Regions from separate parts of the Mus musculus genome. Here regions 1, 3 and 4 are each linked to region 2. The links are chromatin loops, found by intact Hi-C in ENCODE. Cell type or tissue: left cerebral cortex. All regions are shown on one strand. Region 1 overlaps Scrn1 (secernin 1). Region 2 overlaps 9130019P16Rik (RIKEN cDNA 9130019P16 gene). Region 3 holds the start of Scrn1 (secernin 1). Region 4 overlaps Wipf3 (WAS/WASL interacting protein family, member 3).

The links. Hi-C counts contacts between places; a loop is a spot of excess contacts. Peaks named below come from ENCODE experiments on the same cell type or tissue, not always from the same donor. Only the 100,000 strongest peaks of a DNase experiment are listed, where the experiment ranks them.
Region 1: a loop joins it to region 2, with 11 times the contacts of the local background. A loop is called at or near these places in 30 of 42 quality-filtered maps.
Region 3: a loop joins it to region 2, with 4 times the contacts of the local background. A loop is called at or near these places in 2 of 42 quality-filtered maps.
Region 4: it touches region 2 in a loop (4-fold over the local background); 13 of 42 quality-filtered maps call a loop at or near these places.

The regions. Positions count from the first base shown.
Region 1 is chr6:54,504,663-54,509,662 of GRCm38, reverse strand. It overlaps Scrn1 (secernin 1), which reads left to right. Exons shown (of 8, transcript NM_027268.2): 8 at 301-847. The coding sequence ends at 459. Among named protein-coding and RNA genes, the nearest start is that of Gm52863, 5.2 kb to the left of the region's middle. In left cerebral cortex, CTCF peaks have their summits at 2,237 and 2,446 (motif pointing right); DNase peaks (open chromatin) are centred at 2,455, 3,176 and 3,358.
Region 2 is chr6:54,389,074-54,394,073 of GRCm38, reverse strand. All of the region lies in intron 3 of 9130019P16Rik (RIKEN cDNA 9130019P16 gene), which reads left to right. Among named protein-coding and RNA genes, the nearest start is that of Wipf3, 38 kb to the left of the region's middle. In left cerebral cortex, a CTCF peak has its summit at 2,144 (motif pointing left); DNase peaks (open chromatin) are centred at 1,587, 2,110 and 2,517; H3K27ac peaks cover 511 bases.
Region 3 is chr6:54,563,700-54,568,699 of GRCm38, reverse strand. It overlaps Scrn1 (secernin 1), which reads left to right and starts at 2,318. Exons shown (of 8, transcript NM_027268.2): 1 at 2,318-2,460. In left cerebral cortex, a CTCF peak has its summit at 2,828; DNase peaks (open chromatin) are centred at 2,251, 2,757, 3,512 and 3,974; H3K4me3 peaks cover 3,320 bases; H3K27ac peaks cover 3,022 bases.
Region 4 is chr6:54,476,520-54,481,519 of GRCm38, reverse strand. All of the region lies in intron 2 of Wipf3 (WAS/WASL interacting protein family, member 3), which reads right to left. It also overlaps a transcript of Scrn1 not described here. Among named protein-coding and RNA genes, the nearest start is that of Gm44026, 12 kb to the right of the region's middle. In left cerebral cortex, a CTCF peak has its summit at 2,395 (motif pointing right); DNase peaks (open chromatin) are centred at 2,387 and 2,664.

The sequences.
Region 1 (5,000 bases), 120 kb before region 2:
AATATCACAGAGGATAGCCATGCATATGGCTGAAGGGATAGATACACAAGGCAAGAGGCCAGTGCATCTCGACTGACACTCGGTAGTCAGGATTTATTCTGATTTCGGACAGCTGGTGGCCGTGCAAGTGTTTCTGAGCAGGCTGGTGCTGTAACCATATTCTAAATCGGCCCCCATGGTGGTGGCGGTTTGGATCAGTGGAGGTGGGGGGGATGGGATGGAGGCCAGGAAGCCAGCGGGATCCCGGGCTGTCACTATCCACTGCCATGACCATTCTGCACGGCTGTGTCCTTTCCTCAGGAGCAAGGTCGCACCCTGAGGAAGACCATGCTGGAGTTGGAGAAGCAAGGCCTGGAGGCCATGGACGAGATTCTGAGCAGCCCCGAGCCCCCGGACCCCGCCGAGGTGGGGGACCTATTCTATGACTGTGTGGACACCGAGATGAAGTTCTTTAAGTGATGTAAGCACCCTCACCCTTACTCAAAACTTCCCACCCGACTAAATTACCAGCAGATAAACACTCTTCTGTGTGAGTAAACCGAGAGTTACCATGTGGCCTCCTTGTGTCTAAATGTTCCCTCTGTTCAGCTTAGCAACCCTCCCCCCTTTGCTATGTAACGCGATCCCATTTGCCTCTTGCTCCATTGTGTGATAAGCTATGGGCTTGAAGATGTTCTTATATTTCAGTGACAATGGACACCTTAGCTTCTTATGAGGAACTTGAGTTCCCTCCGCCTTGGACAGGGCTGCAGGGCCACGCTGGTGGGAAAGACAAGAGCTGTGAAGGGCCTGGTCCCTCTCTAGATAGTGGTTTCTTTAGGGTTAACAAAAGGCTTTTGTTCATACCAAAGGCTTTTGTGTGTGGATGGGGGAGAGCCCCCCAGCTTCCTGCCACAGAGCACAGGCCTGTATGTAGCTCATAGTCCCCACAATGTCCTGGGAAGGAACAGAGGACTGGTACAGTCCCAGCTCTGCTCTGGTGTATGCGATTTTTGAAAGACCTGTCTTCTGTGAGCTGTGCTCATGTGCAGTGGAGCAGACCTGCTTCCGCCTGGAGGAGAGCTGGGCATCCATGTTAGCCACAGTTCCTCATCCACAGTGCTCCCACCTGAGGACCTGGCCCTGTGTGGAAATTGATTGGGATTTGATTGTCAGCAACTTGTATGAGATTCATTAAATGGCCCTGGCATACAGCCACACACAGCTGCAAATCTCAGCCAAAGAGGGAAAGGAAAGGGTCGCTCTTGACTGCTGAGAGCATAGCTAATGTACCTGGAATCTGAGCAGCCCTGGTCTCAGCAGAGCCTGAAATTAAACTCATTTGTTTCCAGCATCCGTGTGTTTGCACAAAGGATTTGACGCCACAGGAGTGTGTGAGGAAGACAGGGCGGGCTGAGGGCAGAAGGCAGTGAGACATTTATCCACAGAACAGTCTCCCTCGTCCCACCCACTGCCTCGTTAACTAGATCCCACATCAGTGTGCTGAGTACCTGACCTCCAGGATCTCCTCCACTTTGTTCTCACACCCCACTGCCCAACAGATTCCTTTGGATGCTGTCTGGAACAGGAAAGAGGTATAGGTGCCTATCCACTGCCACTCTGCACGACTGAAGGGCCAGGCGTAAAGATGACTGACAGAAGTGTAGACTAGAGGAGAGGCTAGAGAGCATGTGCTGCGGGGCCTAATTATAGGTCCTCACTCTTGACAGGGCTGAGCAAACAGAAACTGTCCACCAGTGATCTCAAGCATGGCTTAGGGCTGGCAGGGACCTGAGCCCTCATTTCACAATGTGATTCAGGCTACAGGTTTTTTTGGGGGGACAAATCTTGTTTCTCTTCCAACCCGAGAGAGAGAGAGAGAGAGAGAGAGAGAGAGAGAGAGAGAGAGAGAGAGAGAATGTCTACTGTGAGCTCTTTCCTTGATTGGTTTGTGGGTTCCATGTATAAACAAATGGCAAAACACAAGAGATGGGACAAACTCATGACAAACTGGTATCTCTTGCTGATGGACAGAGGGACACAGGTAGAGCAGCTAAGCTGAAAGTGCCCAGCAGGTGCAAAGGGGAAAAAGAACAAGGTTTGAGGAGGAAGTAGTTGCCTGTCCCAGCCTCATCTGCTGAGCTCTTTAAGGAAGGTGGTGCAGAAAGCCGTGCTGTGCTTTCCCTGTGTGGTCTGCCCTCCACCTCTGAGGCCAGCTCATCAGATCTGACCTGCCTGAGACAACCCAGGTAATTTGGGGTTTGATCAGAGGTCTAATGGTAGCAAACGACACAGCGACCTTCTTCATTACTTTGGCCAAGGTTGAAGATGGCTGTGACGCTATTATGCAGGTGTGCACTAGAAAACCCAGTGGTTGTTTTTATTATTGACTGTAGTCCAGCATCACGGAGAAAGGCCAATCCTCTTAGGAGCATTGGACAGCTCAACCATGTTGTCATCTTACCACCAGAGGGCACAGCAGCCCTCTAAGGGTTTTCTCCTCCGGCAATGGATAAGGAGCCCAGCTATGAAAGCTTTGCTTACTGGGATGGATGGGGGCAGACAAGAGGACAGTAGGGAATCTGCCGAGGTGCCCGCACGTACTTTAGTGAGTTTAGCCAAACTAACAGCAGAAATAATACTGGATTTTGAGTAAGCAGACTTAGGAGAATATTTGTTTTAAAATTCATGTAACAGATTTCCCTTTGAAGAAACACTTCTGACATGGGTAATTTCTCAATCAGGGGTCACTTTTATGAACAGCATGCAGAAAAATAGATCTTCGGGAATGTTTAAGATCGATCAGTAAATAACTTCCCAGAAGACCACCCTATGTCTATTAAGCCTGAGGGCAGGGGATCCTGAGCACACTTTGGGCAGAAATAAGTCACGATCATGAAGGATGGACTGCCTGTCTCACCTGTCCCACAGAACCTAACCTAAGCTAGCTAGTGTTGTGGAGATGAGATTTGCAGTAAATGAAAATGGCAGCCTAGCTGGGGGCAGACACCCGAGTGTCTACGTAAGGTAGTAAAGTGGAAATAGTCTTTGCTCATTCTTGGGATGCCTGAACGCTAGCTAAGCATCTGATAAACGCTGTGGAGACTTAGCCCAACACAAGCTCCAGTGTCTGTAGGAGTCGGCCTCACAAGCTGATGAAGCAGCTGTACGCCTAGTAGAGCTCGGTGGTGACGCTCCCTTACTCTTAGATGAATCAGTAGCTGTGAAAATAACTGTCACCACAAAATTACTGTCATCGAACATTGACGCAGGTGATGCTACTCTGGAAGGACCTCAGGGCAGCCAGGTGTGCGTGTCTTGAAATTACTGACTTGAGTTCTTGTATCACAACTAATTTCAGCTGAGAGTTCAGCCTTGGGAGAAAGCACACCATGGTGGGAGAGGTGTGGCAGGCATTGCTCGAGCATCCTGGCTCTCCCATGCCTCCCGCAGCCGCGGCATTTCATTCTACATGGCGCTGAGCCCCAACTCCTGTCCTGTGGTGTGTGTCACACGTGTTTTTACTGACTGAAGCCAACCATCCTGAACTGTCATGCAGAGAATTCTTGCAGGAATCAATAAGGACGTGTCTCTAATCACGTGTGCGAACTGAAATGTCATAGCTGAAGCAGTATAACAGAAAACCTTTGTTTCCTGTGGGGGGAGGACTGAACATGTGGTCTTAACAGCCTTTTGTACAGATATCTACAAATCAAACGATGTCTCTATCCAGTGCTTGCCCTCGGAGTGTCTTTAAATGCACCAAGTGTACAATAAAAACATGGAAGTCAATACCTAGGAGCCTCTTGTTTGTGTCTCATGGACACAGTCGGCACCAGTCACAGCACACACGTATGAGGGACTGGGATTTTCCGGTTGGAATCTTTAGAAAACTCAACCACCTCTTGAGGGCCCTACACTATGCATCTCTACAAAGACAAATTCGCTGTTTAAAAATGAAGCCCAGCTGGGTGTGGTGGGGTACCCTTCTAATCCCAGTACTTGGGAGGCAGAGAAGCAGACGGATCTCTGAGTTCGAGGACAGCCTGGTCTACAATGAGAAACCCTGTCTCCAATAACAATGAAAACACCCCAAACTATAGCCATATGCCACTCTGTCAGAACAGCAGCTGTGAGAACAGCGGCCGCAGTGTGGGGTGCTGGAAACATCAGGCATTGCTGGCAGAAAGAAAGGTGGCTGTCCATTGTAAACTATGGAGACTTTCTCATAAACTGCCACGTGACCCAGGAATTCTGTCACCTGGTATGTACCAAAAGATTTGAAATCAAGGCCCAGAAAGATGCCTGTTCAGTCAGCTTCCTAGCTTATTTTATTACTTACCTATAGATGGATGGATAGATGGATGGATGGATGGATGGATACAGAATGTGGTATATCAAGGCAATGGAGTACTACTCACCCTTAAAAGAAGGCAATTCTGACACATGCTACATACAATCTGTATCAACATTGCGTTGGACAAAATGAATGTCATAAAAAGACATACACACACATATCTGTTTACATGAAATATTTAGAAGGCTCAAATACACAGCCCTTTTGCTTTCCAGAGTGTGCCCTTACTTAGCTGCAGGACCCAAGTGTTCAGAGCTTGACAGTGTGTCTTTATCACTTTACATCCTAGCTATGCATTTACCTCCTGATTTGCCTGATGGAGAAACTGAGACACACCTAAGTAATTTAATCCCCAAAACTCAATAGGTTCATATCCTGGTTTGCCTTTCGACTCTAGTCCCAGTGCCCTGCCCCTCCAAGCTCCCCTCCCCCACCATAAACTTCATCTTCCTTTTTTCCCAGGCTTCCGTGTCCACTAGAAACATAGCTGTGGAGGGGAGCGGCCCCTGCTTGACAGAGGAGGCTTTTTTAAAGGGCTTGCTGAGTTGCAGGGGAGAGACTAGGGTTTTAGGTTGGAGCTTTCCTTGGTGGTAGAGATCTTGCCTATATATATAAGGCCCTAGGGCTTATGTATAGTCAATCCCTAGGACTACAAAATAAATAC
Region 2 (5,000 bases):
AGTGTCACCGATCCAGCTGGGAATGTGTGGGAGCGGAGAGAAAGCAGCTCACATCTGCAGGGTTGCCAGACTTAGTAACGAAAAGCACACAATGGCCCTGTTAAATAGGAATTTCAGATAAACAACAGAATCTGTATGTGCCAAGACATAATTTTAGTGTCAGTATGTCCCATATACTGCACAACTCTATAGACTATTTGTTGCTTCGGAGAGATTCAAGTTTCCCCAGCTATGCTGTACTTTGTCCGGCAAACATATCCATGTTTCCAAGGCTGTGTTTCCAAGGCTGATTATTTGGGGAAGGACTTGAGGTTTATGCTAAAATTGATGAGCCACTGGAAAGCTTTCATCACAGGTGTGTGACACCACAGACAGCTGTGTCAACTGTGCTGTCAGGAGCCATGAAAAGAGGATTAGTTTCTATTGCCCCCTGGTCAAGACTGAGTTGTCAGGTACCCCACACCCAGTGCCTCAAGGATACACACTTATTACCTCTCCACTTCTATAGATCTGGGACTGAGAAGAGGCCTTTCTGGGTCCATTTGGCTTAGGGATTTTTGTGCAGCCATGGAGATGTTGAGTTGTGTCCCCATTCTCTATAGACTCGATTGCTTTGAGGGTGGCTCACCCCAAGGTGGGCACGCCTATGGCAGGAGTGGAGTGTTGCTGTGACAGACCTGATCATGTTGGTTTGGAGAGGATTGTGGAAGGACTTTGGAACTTTGGGAGAGAAAATTCATTTAGTGTTCAAAGCTTGGTGAGCTTGGAAGTTTAGGAGCTTGGAAGAAAATGGTGTAGAGAGAAGTGCAAAGGCCTGGCATGTGACATTCTACATGGAAGTTTGAGAGTTATTTGATGACTATCACAGCTGAAAAGTTAGTTGTGATTAGTAAGAGACCAGTATCACTGTGGTTAAACCTTTGAGTTACTGGGACAATTGATGCGGGTTGCTGGAGCTAAGAAATTAGTGGTGATGATGAAGACTGGGATGTAAAGTGAATAAGACAGTATTAGAGGGGGGGAGGAGGAGGAGGAGGAGGAGAGAGAGAGAGAAGGAGGAGGAGGAGAGAGAGAGAGAAGGAGGAGGAGGAGAGAGAGAGAGAGAAGGAGGAGGAGGAGAGAGAGAGAAGGAGGAGGAGGAGAGAGAGAGAAGAAGAAGGAGGAGGAGGAGGAGAAAGAAGAAGAAGAAGAAGAAGAAGAAGAAGAAGAAGAAGAAGAAGAAGAAGAAGAAGGAAGAAGAAGAAGAAGAAGAAGAAGAAGAAGAAGAAGAAGAAGAAGAAGAAGAAGAAGAAGAAGAAGAAGAGGCTGCAGCAGCTTCCCTGAGGTGAAATCTTCTGAGAAGTGTTTCCTGAGAGTCAGCACACAGAAGCTGTGTTCCACAGATGACCAAGATGGTTCCTCACATGGGCAGCCTGAACTAGAAACTGTCAGAGCCACCCATATAGTATTGGTTTTGAAGGCATGTAGGCGTCATGGAGAACAGCTGAGGCTTGGTTCTGTGAGAGGCCTGCTACATCACCTCCTGTCTCTAGATTCCTGACTTGATTGAGCTCCTGTCCTTGCTTTCTTCAGTGGTGAACAATGGTGTGGGTGTAAGCCAAATAAATCCTTTCCTCGTCAAGTTACTTTTGGACATTTTGTCTTGTCACAGCAAGAGATACCCTGACTAAAACAGAGTGCTTGGATTCCTGTTCATAGGGAGCTACTGTTATTTTAGGAAGAGCTTCCTCCTGCAAGGGGCATGCTCCAAGAGTGGCTGCAGCCTCCGGAAGGGATCCCAGGAGAAAGCATGTGCATCGGAGGAATTGGCGGCTGTACTGAGCCTTCTCAGTTAAAAATGGAGCGTTTCTACAATGAAATGAGAAATTGGAGTGCTGGGGATGGGAGGGAGGGAAAATTACTCAGGGGAACAATATCTGTCTGTGTATGTATGTATGTATGTATGTATGTATGCATGTATACTATCATCTGTCTGTCTATAATCTATCTATGTATCATATATCTATCATTTACCATCATCTATCATTTATTTCCTCTTCCATTGTCTAATCCTGAAGCCATTAGCTTAACATCCACAGGCATTTTTAGCAAGTGTTTTCCAGAGCGCACATGAAAACTAACCTGTAAGACGAGCGCCCTCTGCTGCCACTTGTATGGAATATATTTTTCTGGTAATATTAAGGAAAACACCTTAAATGGCAGTAATAATTTTAAAATCTATGAGAACAAATAGCATGTATGCCTTTGCAAATATTCCCAAGATTTTTCTGTGTAGGAATCTGTGTTTCTGCACTTGAAGCAAGTCTTTTATATTGGTTTTATTCATTGGGCGGCAGCTACCATGCAGATATATGTGAGATGAGGGGCTGGAAAGAGAATATCTTGTGTATTGCATGGCTGCATCACCTTTCCAATTAAAAAGGCTATGGCCTATGGCTTAGGCGGGAAATATAAGGTGGATATCTGGGAGGAGAAAGAATTCTAGAATAGACCCAGGCACGGGGAGGTTGGCCTGGGAAGATGTGAAGAGATGGAGGCATGGTATCTGAGCGCAGGTAGGCAGGCCTGTGACAGAATGTAGGTTAAAATAAGTGGGATATTTTAAGTTATATCTAGTCAGAGTAGAGCCTAGCTATACGTTCAAGGCATTTGTAAATGTATTTTGAGTTTGAGTCATTTCTGGGGACGTGGGGCTCAGAGGAAGAACTGGGCCTAACTTCAACAAAAGGTGCTTGTGAATTTAGTGTGTAGTGAGGAGCAGCCATCTGCACTCTTAATGGAACAAATCTCTTGCTAGGGCCACAAATCCAGAGTTCAGAGGTTGACACCAAGGTTACTCCACCAAATACCTCAGCATGTGGGCGGGAGGAGACAGTTTAAGGAGTTCAGAGCATCCGGGAGAAACAACTGACCACTAAGCATCATGGTTTGCAGTGCTGGTCATCCCTGGGAGATCCAGAAGGGGCTTCATGTGTTTGATGACAGTTCCACTCCAGCCACAACTCACAGCAAGGAGGACACATTCACTGAACATCAAATAGCTCGGTCTCAGCGCCTGACTCCCTCCCACCCTGCCAGTGACCCATCTGGGCACACTAAATACCCACATGAGAGCTGGGCTATAGCTCAGGTGGTACAGCGTTTGCCCAGAATGCACAAGGCTCTGGGTTTGAACCTTGGCATTGCATAAACTGGGGTATGGCGACACAGGCTTGTAATCCCGACACCCAGATGGAGAATCAGACGTTCAATGTCATTCTTCTTGACAAAGGGAGTTTGAAGCTAGCGTGAGATAGCGAAAATAAAAAGGGCTAAATAGAGACACGAATGATAGCACTGTCCTAGTGTTACTCTAGAAACTTCTATTTATTTCATGCATTCATCTCTGCTTTCTATACATCTGCAGAATCTGGCTCTATGTTGAGGCTTTTGATATTAGCTCTCCCTCTTCTGAAATGTTCTGTTCCCGAGTCACTATTCAACTCAGCACTTAAAAGAATGCTCCTTCCTCGTCTGTCTGTCCATCTGTTCGTCTGTCTGTCTGTCTTTCTCTCTCTCTGTGTATGCATGTGTGTGTGCACACTCATGCATGCGTGCGTGCATGCAGGTGCATGTGGAGGCCAGAGGACAACCTCAGGAATTGTCCTTCAGGCACTATCCAGTTCTTTTTTTCTTTTCTTTTTGTCTTTTTTCTTCCTCCCCCTCTCTCTTCCTTCTTCCCCCCTCTTTCTTTTTGAAGCAGTGTTTCTCATTGGTCTAGAGTTTGCCAATTAGGCAGGCTGGCTGGCCAGTGAGCATAGAGAGCCACTGCTCCATCTCCCTAGCACTTGGGTTACACATGTGTGCATGCCATCACATCTGACTTTTGCATGTGATTTTGGGGGATTGAATTTAGGTCATTGTGCTTATTAATAAAAATATGATGAGCCATGAATTTTTAATCATTAAAGCCAGGTAAGAGGCACACACATGAGTTCACCATTCTATTCTTTATGTATGCCTGTGTTTATGCCTGTGTGTATGTGTGTATACATTTACACTTGTGTGTGCTTTCACAATTGTATGCATGTGAAGTCCAGAGTACTAAGGTATTGGCTACTTTCTTCTTCTTCTTCTTCTTCTTCTTCTTCTTCTTCTTCTTCTTCTTCTTCTTCTTCTTCTTCTTCTCTCCATCTCCTTCTCCTCCTCCTCCTCCTCCTTTCTTGTTTTTGTTTTTTGAGACAGAGTTTCTCTGTGTAACCCTGGTTGTCCTGGAACTCACTCTGTAGACCAGCCTGGCTTCCAACTCAGAAACCTGCCTGCCTCTGCCTCCCAAGTGCTGGGATTAAAGGTATGTGCCACCATGCCCGGCTCCTCCTCCTCCTCCTCCTCCTCCTTTTCTTATAGTATATCTCATTGGCCTGAAATTCCACCTACAGCCTGCTAGCCATCTGCTTTGGGGTCTGCTGTGTGGCTATTGACCTGCTCCCTCCCTTCCTAGCTTGCTTCCCCTTGCTGACTTGGCTTCCCAAGCCCAGGGCAGGAGGAAGGAAGAGAGATGACAGAATTACAGTGGTCACCATGGTGACCTTGTATTCTCACACTAGTTACAGATGGCTCTTCTCCTGCGTGTCCTCATTCTCCCTGTGTTGTGGGTTCAATTCTCTTTCCTCCAAAGATAGGTGGAAGCTCTAGAGCCCAGTATCTTAGGATGTGACATTATTTGGTAACAAGATCTTTGCAGATGTAATTAAGCTAAAAGGGAAGTCTTCTTGGATTAGGATAGGCCCTATACCCAATGAGTGATATTCCTAAGAACACAGGCATTGGTACGCAGAGGAGAGCGCCAGGAGGAAGGCCATGTGAAAAGACAGTCATTTAGTTACAAGTGAGCAGACACCTGGGTTTGTGGGCAGCTGGCAGGCATTTGAAAGAGGTCTGGAAAAATTCCTCATAGAGGCAGGCCCTCCTCACACTCTGATCTGGGCCTCCTAGCTTCCACATCTGTGAAACACATTTCT
Region 3 (5,000 bases), 170 kb before region 2:
GAAGAGAAGTCATATGCAGGACCAGTTATGATGTCGTTAGGATTGTATATTTTGCATGTTCCCAAATAATTTTATTTTAATCGTACTGGTTATCAATAAAAAAAAAATAGAAGTGCACCTATAGTGTTTTCTCTGAGGAGAGGGAGGGGTTATGTGCGTCCCTCGTGACAGTATGTGAAGGTCAGAGTCACCACTGTACTCCTACTTTCCCTTTTTTGATTCTGGAAAAGAAAACAAAAACAAAAACAAAAACAAAACAGAACAACCCTGTGCCTCCTTCAGTGGAGTAAAGCAGACATACAGCGCACTGGTCTTTACCAGCTCCGAGCATGCCAGACAGACTGTAATTGACGATGTAACAATTGTATGTCATTTAAAAGATTTTTTTCCTTGTGGGCTAGCTCACAGAGGCCTTGTAATTTACACACAGCTAGACTCCACATGGCTGATAGAGGCCAGTGATTAAAGCCCTAACTGATAATTCTAGATTTTTTTTTTAAATCTGTTGGACTGTTCTGTTCCCTTATTTCTCTTTGTGTGACTTGAATGGAAGCAGAGTCTGTCCTGTACAAAGCCAAGAATAAAAATGTCTTATTGGTGCTTAATAAGTGCTACACCACGGTGGAATAAGCTTGTGTGGAGACCCGGGAGATAACAGAGACTTCAGAACAGCGGCTGTCAAACATCAATGCACAAGGGAAACCTGAAAATCTGGCAGAACTCAAGTTTCCTGGTCCCAGCTCTGGAGACTGACGTCAGAAGTTACCAGGGAGGCCCCAGGTCAAGCTCTTTAGGAGTTTTGAAAGTTATTAGCCACATGCATTAGGCTACACAGTTTATTGTTTGCAGTAAATAAACAAAGCACCTTTGTGTTCTAAGTCTGTGAACCAATGGTCTTTTCTGTAGAATCTATTGATGGTTCCTGCCACATTCCCTCATCCTTCTCCCACTGTCTGCTTCCTCACCTGACAAGCTACAAGCACACACTGATTTAAGAGGACATGGGAAAGTCTCCTTACCTGGTGGCCAGTCATCAGCTCTCTTCCCTTTGGAATCTCCTGTTACAGTTTCTTATGGATCTTTCCAAAAGTAGTCTAAGCATTTGCAAAAGGAAGTGTATATATTTTCACACACACACACGCGCACACACACACACACACACACACACACACACACACACTGTTCTGCACCTAACCTATCCCCACTTTAGCCTTTTACTTGGTATAAGTTGGAAGTCTTGAATTAGTACACAGACAATGATCTCATCTTTAAATCTTTAAAATATGCTGGATGGAATTCCATGGTATTTATAGGCTGAATTTCATTCAATCTTTTAGTTTTTGAGACAAGGTGTTACTATGTAGCCTTGTCAGCCTCCCTAATTGTGTGTACCACCACTGTGAGGTTTGGTTCTAGTCGTTGCTGACACAAATAATATGGCCCCCCCAGAATCCTCCTGCTCATTTCACACCCGTGTCCTTTCTTCTATAAGATGAATTCCAAAAGTCCAAAAGTGGAATCAGGTGAAAGGCTACATATGTTCTTATCTTGAGAGATATTGTCATACACACACACACACACACACACACACACACACACACACACACAAACACACACACCATAGAGACTATAAAACTTTGATTTGTGTTCATCTGATAACTGGAAAATACATGTGAATCTGCTGCTGCCCGCTGCTGCTACTCTCTTCCCAGTGGACTCTTACAGCCTTTTCTTATCGAGGTAGATCGGGTCTCAGCCCCTGAGGCGTTGTTATCAAAAGCCTTGAGGTGGGCATCACCTCTTTCCCTGTCAAAAGTTTATTAACCCTGGTGTGGAATCTTGCCTTTGTTACTTGCTGCATGACCTTGGTCCACAGAGTGTGAATATGCTGCATCGTCTGGTTTATGAGCACGATCACAATCGGTTAACATTAGGGAAGGACTTTGACACATTGAATCAACCAAATGAAGAATGCATATCTCTGCAGGGAATTCTCGCCAGGCACCAAGGCTCAGACTAGCAACCACACAGTAAAATGTTGCCAGGAGAAAGCAGGACCTGGCTCCTTAAAGCTCTGGTTCCTCCCTTCGAGAGAGTTTCAACCAAGAAATAAAAATCTAGAAAGAAAGGAACCACTTTCTGTTGAGTCCCGCCCCCTCTGCTGTTCTTGGGGGCTCCTGGTGCCCTCCCCTCCCAGGCGGGGCGGGCTCTGAGGCCTCAGCTGTCAAACACAACGAGTCCTGGGGCCCAGAGCACCGGGAGGCGGAGGGTGGGTCTGCGGTCGCGTGACCAAACCAGCTGTTAGCCGGGGGCTGGAGAGCCTGGAGTCTGGGAAACCGGAGCGCCGGCGGTCTTCTGCGCTACGGATGCAGAGGCTGTAACCTAGCCGCCGCAGCGCCCCCAACTCCGCAGTCGCAGCATCAGCACCGTTGGACCCGGCTGGAGCCGGCTGCTTGGCAGGTGAGCCTCAGGCTACGCGGGGAGCGCCGGGGCGCTGGCAGCTGCTCTTCCGCTGGGAGGTCACCACATTTCCCATTACAATTCTAACGCCTCGCGAGTGTGGACCAGGGAAGGGGAGATCGGAGGTTAGGTGGCCTCGGTCTGGCCCGACTTGAGATCAGGGACTTCGGGACGAAGCTACTGCAGCCTGGTCAGAATCTGCTCCTGCTCTCCATCCCGCATCCTTCCCGCACCTCCCTTTCAGTTTATAACCGGGTGCTGCTTTTTCTGGGCGCCGAGTTGCAAGGGCGCGGGAAGTGTCTCTGAGCTTCCCCGGGCCCCTGAGCTTCCCCTGGCGGCTCCTGCGGCTCCGTCTTGCGGCTAGCAGAGAGAGCCTGGCTCCTTCCCGAGTAATGCATCCGTGGCGCCTGACTAGGCCGCTACCCTTGGTCGCCGGGCGGAGTCCCGGTATCTGTGGTTATCCCCAAGGGCCAGTGAGCTGGCACCAGACATTGCTTCGCTCCAGGCCTCACCCCTGCACACTGGAATCCGGGTGGGGTCATGGCAGGTGTCTCGACCCTTGCTATCACTCCACCTCAGTTTACCCCTATCGTCTTGCTTTTTGTTTTTTGTCCAGGCAGAATTGCTAAATAATTGCTAATTATTTAGCGACCACAGTGAGGTCTGCAGGAGGATGAAAGGAGCGCCTGAATTTTAGAAAATCGGTTGGAATTTAGGAATAAAAATGTGATCACACCCATTTGCGTTTAAGGCAACTTACTATTTTCTGTCTCCCAAGTTGACCTGGTAGGGTTCTGTTAAATAGAGGTGTATTTCTGTGTAATTGTAGCTTGTTAAGTGCTTCTTCCTGGTTTTGTGTGTGTGTGTGTGTGTGTGTGTGTGTGTGTGTGTGTGTTTACTGTGCTTCACGCCTGCCTAAATCCTCATCACTTGCTGAGTAAACCTATGCTAATTCAAAATGGCAGCATGAAAAATCAGGCCAGGCGGAACCCTAGCAGACCACAGCCAACTGCAGCTGCCCCGGGCTTGAGCTGCTGAGAGAAACAGCAGGAGGAAAAGGCTCTGCTGTGTATAGGCAGGGAGTGTACTTGGAGCTGGTTAAAGCTGAGTGAAGTTGCAGTGCCTTGGGGAGCAAGTGGGAAGTTTAGGGAGCTACAGCTGGTTTCCCTAACTTGTCAAAAGCCTAACTGAAACTCTAATTTGGTCTGATTTTCTTTAGACCCATTTAAAGTCAACTGTGCAGAATACAACTGTGCACAGCTTACATACTTTTGTACCTTACGAGTGGCTTTATAAAGGATGGGCGTATCATGTAAACACCCTCCGGGAATAGTGCACACACCAATCCATACAGGGGATGGCACCGGAAGGGCTGATTTAGCCCTTCAGCACCCAGGCTCTAGGATTGCAAATTCTTGAAAGGTGACTCATTTCAGGATTTTTTTTCTTCTTCTTCATAAAGCAGCTTTTCTTTTGATTTTCACTGCAGGGCTGCCAGCCATCTTGTCTTTTAGGAAAGAGGAAGTGCTGCGTGAGTGAGGAAGCAGGTGCCTTAGGGATAATGAGCAGAGAGGATGCTATCTCTGAGGGTTAGGTATAGCGGAGCTGGCAGGCGCTGAACAAGCTTGCCACAGACAACAGAGAGGTTACATTGCAGGGCGGATGGACCACTAAGGTCGTACCTATGGCTGCAGCTGAGGAAGAGGACTCCTGTAGCTTTTTCCTCTTCAAAGTGCCACATGCTACCTCATAAAGTCTAAAGGGGAGAGCAGGTTTGCCCTGAATATCCGAGCAAAGGGCAGCAAACTGTAATGGATTTAAAAACTCAGGTGTTTAAGGGGCTACACCTCCCCCTGCCCACAGGCCCATTTAACTGACCGAATGAAGGCATGAAGGTGTCCATCTTAGGCTCAGCTCACCTTTTCTAGTGATGAAACTGCGTCTCTACGTAAGAACCACAACTTTGGTTGTAACCAAATCTTTGAGGTGGGAAATATATCTTCTGAAAAACTGGTAGCTTGTCTTGTATTGATGGACAACTCTTAGGTACACTTACCTTGTCAAGAAACAAAGTAGGCTAGGTGCCTTTAATGTAAAAATAAATGACAAGCCTGGGTTGAAACAGCTCTAGAGCTATTTAGAAGCTGGTTTTTTCTATAACGTGAATTTTAGTTGTGAATTGGTGACCCCAGGTCTTTGAGAGCAGAGCTGGGGCCTCTGCATGGGTTAGTGTTCTGTTGGGTGGGTGGGTGGGGGATGGAAAATCTGCCTTTCTGCTTTTGCAGACAATTACTGCAGAGAAGAGGGTAGTGGGAGCCAGGTATGGAGAGAGATGCCATAGTGAAGGCAGATGCAGCTGTGGCATGTGCCACCTAAAACTGTTGTTGGCATCAGAACGTGAAGCCATGTTGAAGAAACTGAAAAATAGTAAGTTTTATAAATGAGCAGCCCGGGCCCGGGTCTGGTTTTAATCTTGGCGTACAAGAGGGTGAAGCAGTGGATTTCCATGAGTCTGAGGCCAACCTGGTTTATCCAGTGAG
Region 4 (5,000 bases), 87 kb before region 2:
GTCTCAAGGAGCCCTTTTCACACACCTGGGCTTCCATTTTCGCACCCCTGGCTACTCCTAGATTCTGCATAGATCTATTGTAGGCCACTGTGCTTTTTAGCTGCAGCGGATTCAGGCTCTGGGAGCCGGCTTTATGGGAGGTGTAGTGACCTTTGTATGGAGCTCAGTGGAGAACTAGGAAGCTCAAGAGAAACGGGGTTCTCCAGGGTCAGAGAATTAGAAAGACAGGGAGTCAGGGGTCACAGGGTATTTTAGTGACTATATACTCTACTTACTGGGTGAGTGCATGGTTAGTGAATGAATGAATGATTGGATTGGCTCCAACAGGTTTAAGACACCCTGTGAGTTCTCCTGAACATACACTTGTGCCAGGGACACAGGCATAACCTGCAAGGAGCTATTTCCTCTGTATCAGAGTGCATGGCTGAGTAGCCACTGATGGTCACAGAGACCAGGGACCAGGTAAATCAGGCTCCTGGGAAGCCTCACGCAGTTCCTGATGGGGCACTGGGCTTTGAAAATCCTTGTTCTAGTCAGAAAAGTGGGGTGGTTACAAATGCTCTCATAGATTCTAAGAGACTGGAACTTTTGCTAACTCACAGCTGAGTTAACATACCCTGCGGTCACTGCTATCCTACTGTGGTCCTAGCCCTGTCTTTTTAACCCACTTTAAGACAGCAACAAACAAGCAACCTCACCTACCTTGGGTTGCCCATGTGATGAATTTTTTTAAAAAACGATTTATTTATTTTATTTATATAAGTACACACTGGAGCTGTCTTCAGACACACTCGAAGAAGACATTGGATTCCATTACAGATGGTTGTGAGCCACCATGTGGTTGCTGAGATTTGAACTCAGGACCTTTGGAAGAGCAGTCAGGGCTCTTAACCACTGAGCTATCTCTAGCCCTCCTGCCCCCATGTGATTAAACCTTTACAGCCTAAGCTAAGGCATGGCTTTAATCTTATTATATGGTCTCCCATGCCGCTGGCCCATGAGTAATTCACACACACACACACACACACACACACACACACACAGAGAGAGATTTACAAGACAGCATTCAGGCAGGCACAGATTCAGGTTCATATCACAGACAGATTAGAGACAAGAGAGAGACTCTGGCTTGCTCTTGGTTAAATTACTCCAAGATTGCTTTTCTTAATTCGACACCGGCATATATTGTGATTCTGGGCTTATAACTAATGGATCTATCTAATCCAGTGTAGAAAAGAAAATTAGGTTGCTCGATACAAACTCCTGGGCTGTGCATCATCAGAGACGCTGTGTTCTGGGCTAAACATAAGGAGTCCACCAGTGACTCTGGCTTGACTTAGACCCTCAACGTGTTTGAAAGGCCTAAGCTCTAAAGCCCGATCCGTGTTGCCTGGAAACACACTTTCTGAGCCTTTAGGAGAGGCTTGTGGATGCTGGTCGGTAACATAGCTGTGGACCGGGCTCTCCAGTTCCACAGCCTTCAGTACATTTAGACATAGTTCAAATGCTTTTATAATACACGTACAATAGGGTTATTTCTTACACAACGTGGTTTTAAAATACTCTGTACAAGCCATTAAAATCAAAGTCATTTAAAATGGAATGAGTAAAAGCATCAGGGCCCTGGGCAAGAGGGATACAACTGTTCTTGTAAAACTGACCTTAGGGTCTCAGGTGTGCTTTATGTGTGGCTAGGGATGCTGGGCAAGGAGTGTTCTGTAATTCTCTAAGTGCAGGACAAACAGCAATGGAAGTCCTATGCATGATGGTGGTTTTGAGGAAGGGGGAGGTTTATAATGTTCTGTTTGAGAGGCACTCATGTGGTGAGAAACTCCTATCCCCTTCCACTCCCCAGAGAAGGATCATCTCGTCTACTTCAGACTCCAGGTTTTAAAAATTGTATTTCATGTGTATGGGTGTTTTGCCTGCGTGTATGTTTAGGTACCATATGTTTACCCGGTACCCTCAGAGGTCAGAAGAGGGTGCTATATCCTCTGGGACTGGAGTAACAGAGGATCATGATCCTCTGTGTAGGCGCTGGGAATCAAACCAGGGCCTTCTGGAATATGAGGCAGTGCTCTTCCCTGCTAAACCATCTCTCTCCAGCCACTCAATTTCACTTACGGCCTGAAGACATCCTTACTCTCTGATTTTGCCCATTAACAGATGTTTCAGGTGAGGGCCCTGGAGACTGACGCATTGAAATCATTATCTTAATTTTGTTACTTATTTAGCACGGGCCTCAGTATGTGCCTGGGGATTCTTACATGACAGACTGACAAATGAACACATTCTCCAGCAAGCACACTGGTGAACATCCCTTCTCTCTTGACTCTCTCCTGCTCCTGAGTTTGTCCTGGCAATTTCCCACTAGAGGGCTCTCCGGCACCTGCCACCATAAGGCACCTGCCAATCTCTCTGTGAGGCAGGCCAGGCAAGAATTGCTAACTTCTGGGGGAAAAAAAAAAGCCATATATATATTTAGACTTAGTGGGTTTCTGACAAAAGGACACATTCATTCATATGTTGATGATTATACTACACACAGACAGTCATTTCTACTCAAGCTACAATATTTGTCAATCTTCCAACTATAGTGGTTTAAAAAAAAAAGACAACCCTAAGAATCCTTGTTACCATGGAGACAGGATAATGAAGCAGGAAGAAAGAGTTCCTAAATATCCACTGAGTATTTTTCCTCTGTGCCAATCCTCACCATTGGCAACTTCACTAAAATCATAAGCACAGGAAAGGAAGCAACCCTGGGCACTTTCCCTGTGGAAAACAAGCTTGCAAATTGTCTGAAACACCCATCATGACATCCCTGCGAAGACCACTCTTGTTTCTTCCCGATAACAATGTGACTGAGAACAAAGATCTGTCTGCTTCCACCCAAAGCCCTGGTTCACACAGTTTGCTACTGTACGACTCAAAAGAAGTCATCCAGGAGCTGGAAAGAATATGAAATCCCACAGAGGACAGGCACATGAGCCTTTCTCTTTGGATAAAGAAGCTGAAAGCCAGAGGTAAGCCAATAAGCAGATTAGAAATACCAAAATCAAATGACAGCAACACAGAGCCAAGGGTAGCAGTAGAGGTGGAGAGGTGGCTGCTCTGACTTGGATACATTATAAAAGCCATTTGTGTCCCTTTGCTGCTCCAGTAAATGAAGCAGCGGAGCTGCGGTTGTTATCTGGGCAGGGAGTGACAGTCTAGATCAGAACTTTGATGTGTCCTCCACCACACCTCTTTGCTTCCCTCTGCCACCTGGCCTCTGTTGTAACACTGTCTTCTGTGAGAAAGGCTGACACCAATGTCGCTGGTTCCCTCTCCTCTCATCTGAAAAGCTGCTTCTTTAAGAATACGTATTTATGTCTTTTTAATTTTATGTGCAGACCAAATGTGTGCCTAGTGCCTGAGGAGGCCAGAAGAGCCTCCTGGAACTGGAGCTACAGAGGGCTGTGAGTGGTTGAAGATCCTGGAAACCGAGTCCAGATCCTCTGGAGGTGTAGACAGTGCCCGGGGAGGGGCTTCTTTCTTCGGTGGACGGAGGTTTGCTGAGGGGACAACAGAGACCAAAAAGCAGAGAGCCAGTACCACATATTCCTCCCAAGGCTCAGCAAATGTCTCACAGAGAATGGGAAGGTTCTAAGGGCCAGAGCTCCCAGGGGCCGCTGTCAAACTGTCTTCCAGATGTGAGAGCCGCTGTACTCATAAGCTCTCTACAGTTGTGGATGCTACACAAGACTTTGTCAAGATCAATCTGGTCAATATCCTGGCATGCATGGCGCACGTGTGTGTGTGTGTGTGTGTGTGTGTGTGTGTTTGTGTGTGTTCACTAGTTGAGAAGCTACAGGTAGTTCATGACTACCAGAAGAAAGAAGTCAGATTTCTCAGAAGTAGGGGGTAGGTCCCAACCTATAAAGGCTAGTCCTACACTCATTTACATTTGGGTTACACTAATTAAACTCAATAGGTAATCTAATCTATCTATCTATCTATCTATCTATCTATCTATCTATCTATCTATCTATCTACCTACCTATCATCTATCATCTACAGAGTGTGGAAGGACATAAAAATGAAGGAAAGATGGGATAGAGCAAGCTAGAGAAAAGCTGAAGGTGGGGAGTGAGGGATGAATTTGATCAAAATAAAATGTATTCAAATATGAACGAGGAAAAGGGCCAGTGGTTGTCCCAAACCAAGCCAGGTACTTCTCTCAAAGGTGATCTAAACCCGTCCCTGTATTTGTTGGCGTTTGAAGCTAGCATATAAAGTAACAGGTTTAATTCTGACATGTCCATACACATTTTGTCCTTATTCACCTGGTCTCCTATTGCTCCTCCCTGTCCTCCTGCCTCTTGCTGGTCCCCCACACCCCAGAGCCTCCTTTCTGCTTTCTGGTCACAGGCGTTTCACTTGCTTCTTTCTTTTTTTCCTCTACCCCCCCCCCCCCCGTCCCTGAAAGTTTCTTCCTCCTTCTGATGAAGTCCTTTGTAGTTTCTTGACCCACCCTCACTTGCATATGCATCCTGAAATCTAGGTCCTGCATCTGAAAGAAATCATGCAGTATTGGTATTTCTGCATCTGCCCCCTACCCCCACTGAAATCTAGGTCCTGCATCTGAAAGAAATCATGCAATATTGGTATTTCTGCATCTGCCCCCTAGCTCCCTTCCCCCAACGACTCCAGTTCCATTCACCTTTCTGCAGATGTCAGATTTATGCTTTTCTCTTTATGGCTGTTGCACTGAAAAGGGGTGCACAGGTTCCCTGGCACACGGGGCCTGCACATTATCTCAGCCCTAGGCTACCCCAGCAGCCTCAGACTCGTGGGCAGACAGGTCTCAGCAGCTTATAACTGTCTTTGGCAGTTTATTGCCAAGCCTGGATCACAAGGACAGCTAGAATAGCCTCCCACCTGCTGCTGTGCTTTTTGCGCGGAAGAACACAGGGAACTCTGAATCCAGGAGAGAGACGGAAATATCCTGTGAAGGA